2 separate regions of the Homo sapiens genome follow, and region 2 is linked to region 1. Evidence: chromatin contacts called from ENCODE Hi-C or POLR2A ChIA-PET data. All regions are on one chromosome and are shown on one strand. Each heading gives the region's core, a stretch centred on a gene start or an enhancer-like site at or near the end of the contact. The rest is flanking DNA. Distances are from core to core; before and after follow the strand shown.

Region 1 (4,471 bases), core at 582-3,081:
TCTTTTTTTTTTTTTTTTTTTAGACAGAGTCTCACTCTGTCACCCAGGCTAGAGTGCAGTGGCGTGATCTTGGCTCACTGCAACCCTCTGCCTCCCAGGTTCAAGCGATTCTCCTGCCTCAGCCTCCCAAGTAGCTGGGATTACAGGTGTGCACCACACCCAGCTAATTTTTGTATTTTTAGTAGAGACGAGGTTTCACCGTGTTGGCCAGGCTGGCCTCGAACTCCTGACCTCAGGTGATCCACCCACCTCAGCCTCCCAAAGTGCTGGGATTACAGGCGTGAGCCATCGCACTCGGCCTCCTCCTCTGTTCTTACATGAACAGAGCAGAAAGAACACGACCTCAGTTTTTATCCCTCCTTGTCCCTCTCTGGGCCTCAGTTTCACCAGTTATAAAAAGAGGGATTGGACATTGGGAATGAGAAGGCTACTAGCTTCCCATGTGCACAGGCCAGGACAGATTCTCTGAGCATGAGTGGACCTTGGCTCCTGCCAAGGGTGTTCCGCTACTTCAAGAAGTATCTAGCCTCCTAACCCCTAACCCCATGCACCAGGCAGCCCATTGGGTTGGGTGGGGGGGCGGGGGGGGGTGGTTGAGGAGAGAGAGGTCCCTGGCCTTGGGATCTGTGGCCCCTCTGCCCAGCCCAACTGGCTCATAGCGTGGGATGCTGGCTCCACAACTGGTTTCCCTCAGATTGGCAGCCTGGAGACACCAGTACAGCTCAGTCCTATACCAAGGCAGAGCTGCTGACTCTTCTGGAGTCTCAGGGATTGTTGCCACTGCCTTTAGGGAAGGCTGCCATGAAGGCAGACTGTGTTCTAATGTGCTCCCAAGGCTGGCAAGCCTCTGCACCCTTCGGTGAGAGCCTGTTGGAGGGCCGGTGCTGGGAAGCCCTCTCCCCATTGCACTAGCCCAATGCTCTCTTTGGGCAGATAGAGAACTCAGGCCCCACGAGAGGCAAGCCTTATCCAAGCCACGGCTACAGAGTTGAGGAGCCAAGAGCCACAGAGTTATCGGGGATGGGTTGGCAGCCACCTTGTTCTTTGGGCTAACAGGGGCCAGAGCAGAGGTGGGAGTGGGTGCAAAGCAGGGAGCGGGAGACCGGGAGGTGGAGGCAGGGAGGCCAGGGCTCTCTCCTGGGTCCTGAGCTGTCCACATTCTGCTCATCATGGTGGTGGGAGGGGAGTTCTCCACTCTGATGCTGTGGATAACCTGGGGTGGCTCCGGGCCTCAGTTTCCCCATCTATCCATATGAAGTTGGACTCAATCCTTCTTTCAGCAGACCCTGCACCAAGCCCCTGCTGACTTCAGGCTCCCTGCTGGGCTCTGGAGATGCATAGATCAACAAGGTCCCCCAGGAGCTTGGGATTCTAAGAGGGGAAATTTAGGGGTCCATCCTGATGTGGGCGAGGCATTCTCTGGATCAAAGAAGAGCTTGTCAGACCCAGGATGGAGGGGCCCTGAGTCTCTCCCGGCCCCTTGGCGCCCCGCTCTCTATTCCACGGCCTGCTGGCCTTTTGTGTGTTGCCCACTTAGGATCAAGGGCCCCAGGCCAGATCCTAGGGCATGTTCCCAGCTTGTGGCAGGAGAGGAGGCCTTTGTACCCAGGCAGGCCCAGTCCAGCCTCCCGGGGAAGGTCCCAGTATGACAAGCCTAGGATGGTGAGAAGCCCAGGGACACAAAGCCGGCTTGGTTCCTTGGCAACATCCTGAGGAATCCAGCGGCTGCACACTGGCTCCCTTCCTCTCCCCTCCCACCCTCCTGCCTGCGGGGGCTGGAGGCGGAGGCAGCCAACCCCATTATAAAAAGCCACAGATCTCTGGCGGCGGCAAGGGGACAGCACTGAGCTCTGCCGCCTGGCTCTAGCCGCCTGCCTGGCCCCCGCCGGGACTCTTGCCCACCCTCAGCCATGGCTCCGATATCTCTGTCGTGGCTGCTCCGCTTGGCCACCTTCTGCCATCTGACTGTCCTGCTGGCTGGTAAGTGGGGCTTGACTTGGGCACAAACAGGGTAGGGAGCCCCCAGCCCCTTGTCTATCCCTCAAGCCTGACATCAGGGGCCCCAGACCCTGCCTGGGTAAAGCTCAAGGCCGGTGGCAGCCGCTTCCCCAGGGATGTGCGAGAGGGGGCTGGGCACCTCGCTTCCCCCAGATGCAGCGCTGGACAGATTTCCAGTTGCCAGCGACCGCCCTGCCTGGCCCAGCGAGCAAAGTGGCTGTGCCTGGAAGCACAGAGAGGTGGTGTGGGTGGCATAAGGGAGCCAGGTGTGGGTGTGCCAGGAGGGCGGGGGTGGAGAGAGCCTGCAGAAGCTCCTGCTGGGCACTGGGGTGGGAGGCCCTGGCTGACAGTGGCTGGCTCTTTCCATCAAGCGTTAATGTGTAACCCGCAGCCCTGGCCCTGGGCCAGGCCACAGTTGGGACTTTCTCCTGTCCTGTTTTCAAAGCCCCCAGGATTAGGGGGCCCAGGACCAGTGAAGGTCAAGGTCACTGCAGCTCATGGTTGGGGCTTGCCACTGCTGTGCTAGTCTATAGCCCCAGTTGCTCTGCCTGTGTCTACCCGTCATGCTGTCTTCCTCCTCCAAGCACAGTGTAGAAAATGCTTTTGCCTCTAGTCACTTGCTTACTGAAGCCCAGGACCTGGTAGGGGTACATAATTAACCATCCTACCTGATATGGATAAGATGGAGGCCCAGAGAGGTTTAGAAACTGGCCTGACAATGCACAGCCAGCAAGTAGGGCAGGAGAAGGTAAGACACATGGGACTGAATGCAGGAGAGAGCACAGATGCACACTCACCACCTCTGTGGGCCACATCACCTCCATGAACCGCTAGCCAGCCCCCTCCTCAGGGAGTGCCCCCACCATCTGGCAGGGTGACCTTCAGAGAAGGTGGGCACACAGCAAGTCTGGGAGAATGAGAAGTAGTCCCCACTGTCCAGATATTTCCATGGAGCAAACTCACCCTGGGGCAGGGAGCAGGTGTGTGGGTGGGTGGGCACGTGAGAGTGGTGGAGGCAAATTCCTGCTGGCTTCCTGCTGTCTGGGCTGGGGCCCTGAAGCCTGAGGTGTCTGCGGACAGTGAGATCTGGAAAGCAGGGAGTCAGATGGCGGCTGCTTTGCCACAGTCCTGTTATGTGACCGTGAGCAGGGTCTTGCCTCCTCTGGTCCCAGTTGCTGCATCTTTAAATATAGCTATTACCTCTCCGGTGGATTGGGGGAGGGTGACGAGGTTCCAATGCCTATGGAGGTGTTTTGAAGAGGGCGGAGGAGGAGGATTACTTTTACTAAGCTGAGAGAGGGAAGGGTCCTAGGCTAGGATGGAAAGGGGACACTGGGGGACCCTGGGTGCTCAGACTAGCAGCCTGAGGCTTTAGAACCAGGCTTCTGCCCTCATCTTGGTCATTGGCTTTACTGGAAGATCCTGGGCATTATTGGAACCTTTCTCAGCCTCACTTTCTCCTCCTGTAAAACTAGGCATTTGACCAGGCTCACCTTGGAAGTCCTCTCCCACGCTGACATGTATGGCTCTGAGAGGCCCTCGGGAGCCCCTGTAGGACAAGGGGGTGGTTTGGAAGCCAGAGAGACCCCGAGAGGAGGCTGGGGGGTTCGTAGCTGCTGCCCTGACTAGTGTGGGGCAGCTGCGTCAGTCCCCAAATGTGGGTTTGTGGGGCTGTGTCAGGCAGGAGGCTTCTGTACTTTATATAACAAACCTGCAGCTACGAGTCAGTGCAGAGCATTGCCCCCCCACTCCAAGAGCTGACGCATTCACTCCCACTCAAGTCCTGGCAAGAAAGAGAAAAAAAAACGAATCTGTTTTAAGCTCCTATAGCCTACCCGCCTCATTAGCAGTGGGGGTGGATGGGGAGGGCATGGGAGGATAAATTCAAGAGTGTCAGATCCAGGCCCCTGTCTAATTTAAATAAAAATTCCTCCATTTTTCTGTTGGTTAAGGTATTATGCCACAAAGCGCTTCCTTAGGCATTTTGTCCATTCATTCAACAAATAGTTATTGGACACCTACTGTGTGACAAACCTGGTTCTAGGTACTGGGGCGGCATCAATAAATAAAACAGCCAAGGACCTCAGCCCTCGAGGTGCTGTAATTCAACTGCAGAGGACACATAACACACAAAGTAAATCAGTAAACAATGTGGTCTGTTGGAAGGAGAAAAGGCACTGTGATAAAAAAATAGAGAGGGGTGGCTGGGCGCAGGGGCTCATGCCTGTAATCCCAGCACATTGGGAGGCCAAGGCGGGCAGATCACCTGACGTCAGGAGTTCAAGACCAGCCTGGCCAACATCATGAAACCCTGTCTCTACTAAAAATATAAAATTAGCTGGGTGTGGTGGTGCATGCCTGTAGTCCCAGCTACTTGGGAGGCTGAGGCAAGAGAATCGCTTGAACCTGGGAGGCAGAGGTTGGAGTGAGCCGAGATCGTGTCACTGCACTCCAGCCTGGGTGACAGAGTGAG
Region 2 (4,471 bases), core at 1,044-3,543, 170 kb after region 1:
CATTGTGACTGTTTATCTAAAGTCCTGTCGGGGTCCCACCTACAATCTTCTTGCAGGCTACTCACCAGGGTAAGTAGCCCCCATATAGGGAGACACTTTACTGAGATGGTATGTGGCCTCCTCCCTGCCTGGGGGCCTGAGAGGAGACTGGCAGGCTTCCTACTGCTCAAGCATCCAGAGTGTTTTGTAGAGGAGCAGGAGGCAGAGAAGCCTTCCTGGAGGAGCAGGAGGCAGAGAAGCCTTCCTGGAGGAGGCAGGATCCAGTGGAGCCCTGATGGGTGGAGAGGAGCTGGAGGGCTTCCCAGGTACATGTGTGGGACCACAGCTGGGACCGAGCAGGGAGGTGGGTATTAATATGGCAAGCACAATCAGACTGGGTGGCAATGGAAGTTGGACGGGGTTAGACTGTGAAGGCAATAGGGAGCCACCACTGGTTTTTTGTTTGTTCGTTTTGTTTTTGAGGTGGAGTCTCACTCTGTTGCCCAAGCTGGAATGCAGTGGTGCGATCTCGGCTCACTGCAACCTCCACCTCCCGGGTTTAAGCGATTCTTGTGCCTCAGTCTCCCGAGTACCTAGAATTACAAGCATGTGCCACCACACCCGGCTAATTTTTGTATTTTTAGTAGAGACGGGGTTTTGCCATGTTGCCCAGGCTGGTCTCAAACTCCTAGCCTTAAGTAATCTGCCTGCCTCCACCTCCCAAAGTGCTGGGATAACAGGCCTGAGTCACCGCACCCAGCCTCACCACTGGCTTTTGAGCAGGAGAGTATCTTGGTAGTGAGCTTCAGGATCAGGAGTGCAGGGCTAAGTAACGGGCACTAACTTAGCCCCCAACTGAAGCAAGGCACAGTGAGGCTGGTACAGACCCAGGCTAGAGGGGCTATGGGGTAGGCAGGGCCTCCTCCTGAGCCCTAAGAATAGCCAGTTGGGCTCACATTCAGCATGAGGAAGGAGGAGGTTGGCATGGCAATCCTAGAGGTAGCTGGGTGACCTCGGAAAGGAAGAGCCTGGAGGTCAAGGTCTGGATCCTGATCAAAGAAAACCGAAGCGCAAAGAAGGGCCAAGGCTTGCCCAAGTCACCCAGAGGGAGTGTAGCCCAGGAGTCAGGACACAGGTGCACCGGTGTCCCTGCAAAACCTTCACCGTGCAGCTGGGGTGGGGACCTGGCTGCCCTCCAAGGAGCAGCTCCCTCCTGCTTCAGCAGAGGCCACTTGTACTACCTGCAAGCTGTATTTGGGCTGATGCGGGAAGGGCCCCAGTGAGGCAGAGAGCGGGGAGACCATGTTAGGACCTGTCTGGTTTCTCCCTTTTGCTGCCTCTCCATCTTTCCCCCAGGGCTGGAAGAGCACATTCCTGAGTCAGTTTTCCCAGGAGTCTGGATGGGGCCCAGGCAAGAGAGAGCACCGTCTCCCCATTACCAACACTCTCTCTCTATCCCCCACACACACCTCCTTGCTTTCCCTTAGAGCTCTTCAGAGGGTATGGCTGATGCAGGACAGGCCTATCCAGCTGCCTGGCTCAAGGAGAAGCTGGCCAGCTTTCCAGCCTCATGTTTTCTGGGCTCTGTGGCCAGGGAGGCCCCTCTCCACCATGCTCTGCCACTTGGCAACTCTGGGCCAGGCCCAGGTCCTCTCTGGGCTTCAGGTCCCTCATCTGTGAAATATGACGGCTTCATAGAGCACTTCCAGTGACTTTGCCAGCCTTACCTTTTGTAAGCCCCACACTGCCCTGCAAGATGGTACTGTCATTATCTCCATTTTACAGAGGGGAAACAGGTTCAGAGAGCATGAGTGGCTTGCCCCAAGTCACCCACCCAGTAAGTGGTGGGCTTGGTACTTGAACCCAGGCAGTCTGACCAAGCTGCTGCCTGAGGTCTTTGCCATCATCAATATGCCATCAATTGTCAGGTCAGGCAGGGATCATTTTCCCTTTTCTATAGATGGGAAAACTGAGGCCCAGAGGGGCAACATGTCTTGCCCAAAGGTGCAGAGCTCAGGTGGGTCTTGCGCACTGCATAAGGCCACGTTGCCATGTCCTTGAGCACCTCCACAGAGGAGCAGCCACCCCAGGAAGTAGCTGCAGACTCTACGGGGTGATACCCTCAAAGGGTGACCAGGGCATGACCGACAGCTCGAAGGAAGCAAAGAGGCTGCTGCTGGTGAAAGAAGAAGTGAAGTGAGAGTGTGGTGCCTGGGCCTGGGGTGAAGGGAGCAGAGAGAAGTGCAGTGGGGGTGCAGGTGTGGGGCAAAGGGAGAGGCCACCCACAGACGCCTCCCGACTTCCCCTTCTTCCTGCAGAAGCTACAAGACAGCAGCCGAGACAGCAGCTGAGACGGCAGCGGCAGCTTCTCAGGTCAGCCTCCTCCGGGCCTCTCCCCACTCTCCTCTGCCCAGTTCTCTGTCCTTATCCACAGGCCCCTCAGTGGGCACTGGCCATACCCATGTCCAGGTGGGCACAGACCTGGTGATATCCTGGTGAGCAAGCTGGGGACCCACCCTCCTTCCCTTTCTGGTTGGCAGCTCCACATCTGGGGCAATGTAGAGATCTGTGCTTTTGGAAGGAGGGGCAATTTAAATTAAGAAGTGGTTAGGCATGGGTCTCGAATCTTAGCTTCCCCGCGAGGTCTGGGACAAGTGAAGAGAGGTTTCTTTTCTGGACCTCAGTTTCTCATCTGTAAAATGGGGTGAGTCTGGGAACCTGCACCTTGGATGGCTGTCAGGGGCTCAGTAGAGGACCTGGCACACAGTTTGTGCTTGGCAATCTGGAGCAGGTGCAGCTCCTTTCAGAGTGACCTGGATTGGATCCTGGGGACAGCATGTCTCAGGTAAATGGACCTGCTGCTGGCTTGGTCACAGACTTCCTGTTGGGCTCCAGGGTGGCCTCTCTTTCCCAACCTGGGAAATAGGGTTACTATAGCATTTCTTAGGGCTTTTTTTTTTTTTTTTTTTTTTGAGACGGAGTCTTGCTTTGTTGCCCAGGCTGGAGTGCAGTGGTGCGATCTCGGCTCACTGCAACCTCCACCTCCCAGGTTCAAGCGATTCTCCTGCCTTAGCCTCCTGAGTAGCTGGGATTACAGGCACCAGCCAGCATGCCTGGCTAATTTTCGTAATTTTAGTAGAGGCGGGATTTCGCCACTTTGGTCAGGCTGGTCTCGGACTCCTGATCTCAGGTGATCCACCTGCCTTGGCCTCCCAAAGTGCTGGGATTACAGGCGTGAGCCACCGTTCCTGGCCTGTTAGTGCTTTTTTGCAGAGACCACAGGTTGATTGATTCCTCACCCAGGCCAGGGGCAGGGGCTCCAGACTGTGGTTGGCAGGGGCAGGTGGGGCTGTGTGCGGAGAATGGCTGGCTCAGTAGGCCTTCGTGCTGCTGGGGAGAGGTGGGCTTCGGGGGTGCATGGTCAGCTGTAGGGAGGAAGGCAGGGGTTCCCAAGCCTTGTGCTCAGATGTATTCCTGGCCAAGGACTTTGATCAGAGCCCTGGACCTTTCTCAGGGCCTGATTCCCAGGAGAGGATCAGGGAAATTGTTGTTTGAATTTCTCTTTCTGGGAAATAGATTTCCTTGGCCTCATTTTACAGATGAGAAAACCTGAGACACAGAGAGGTCAGGTGCCTGCCCAGTGTCACACAGCCTAGGCACTGAATACTGCAACTGGTTATCAAATTCTCATCTTCCAAAGGCTCTGTCCTGTGCTCCACAGCTCCTCATTTCTCTATTGGCCTAAATAGAGTCTTACTTGTCTGCAAAGCAACTCAGCTGCCCAACCATCTTTGGGAGGCTGCAGTGTGCAGGGGGTAGTGCCCTGGACCGTGGAGGCCTGGGTTTGAGTCCCAGCTTGCCCACTGGCCTGCTGTAGAACCTCAAGCAGACTCCTCTTACGCAGTATTCGGTTTCCCCACCATCAACTGGAACCATCCTGGAAGTCAGATAAGGGATTGCTGTTTCCTAGAAGGCCACAAATAATGAATTGCAGGGTGGAGAATGAAATGGCTCAGCGTGTGGGGGGATGGTGCATGGTGACCTCTCTGAAGGGATGTGGAGGGGAATTTGGAGGTTGCAAGCAGAAGTGAAGACTGTGGTTTGCTCCTGGGAAAGGGGGTGGAAACCACAGCTTCTATCTGGAGTGCCTGGGGGAGGTATCACTTCTGCTTTGGCCTCAATTTCTTCAGTTGTGTGGTAGGGTCAGGCTTTTCTTCCCTCAGTGCCTGCCTGGAACCAGTGGGGGTAAGAGCCTGGTCTTACACCTTGCAGGTCAAATCCATCTATCTCTCTGGGCCTCAGTTTCACCAACAGTATAGTGAAGGGGTGGACAAATTGGCCCAAGATCCTTTCTGTGCTGTCAGGTCCTCCACTACTGGGCCTGAGTTATCTCTCCTGAATGAGTTCCTTCAGTAGCTTCTTTTGCCTCCCCAAACCTTTCTGTTTTTTTGTTTGTTTGTTTGTTTTGTTTTGCTTTGGAGACAAAGTCTCA

What was found. Hi-C counts contacts between places; a loop is a spot of excess contacts on that map. ChIA-PET counts read pairs that join two places held with the same protein, here RNA polymerase II (POLR2A). Pooled maps may share reads with other maps.
Region 2: POLR2A ChIA-PET joins it to region 1 with 11 read pairs in activated T-cell. The contact joins the promoter of ADGRG5 here to the promoter of CX3CL1 in region 1. A Hi-C loop is called at or near these places in 2 of 37 single-sample maps with no recorded cell type and 3 of 50 pooled maps. POLR2A ChIA-PET finds 5 or more read pairs at or near these places in 2 of 52 experiments (activated CD4-positive, alpha-beta T cell and activated T-cell).

What each region holds. Positions count from the first base shown.
Region 1 is chr16:57,370,659-57,375,129 of GRCh38, forward strand. CX3CL1 (C-X3-C motif chemokine ligand 1) reads left to right here and starts at 1,832. Exons shown (of 3, transcript NM_002996.6): 1 at 1,832-1,980. The coding sequence starts at 1,911.
Region 2 is chr16:57,540,350-57,544,820 of GRCh38, forward strand. It overlaps ADGRG5 (adhesion G protein-coupled receptor G5), which reads left to right and starts at 2,294. Exons shown (of 12, transcript NM_001304376.3): 1 at 2,294-2,352. RefSeq lists enhancers at 2,074-2,243, 3,748-4,057 and a silencer at 3,638-3,687.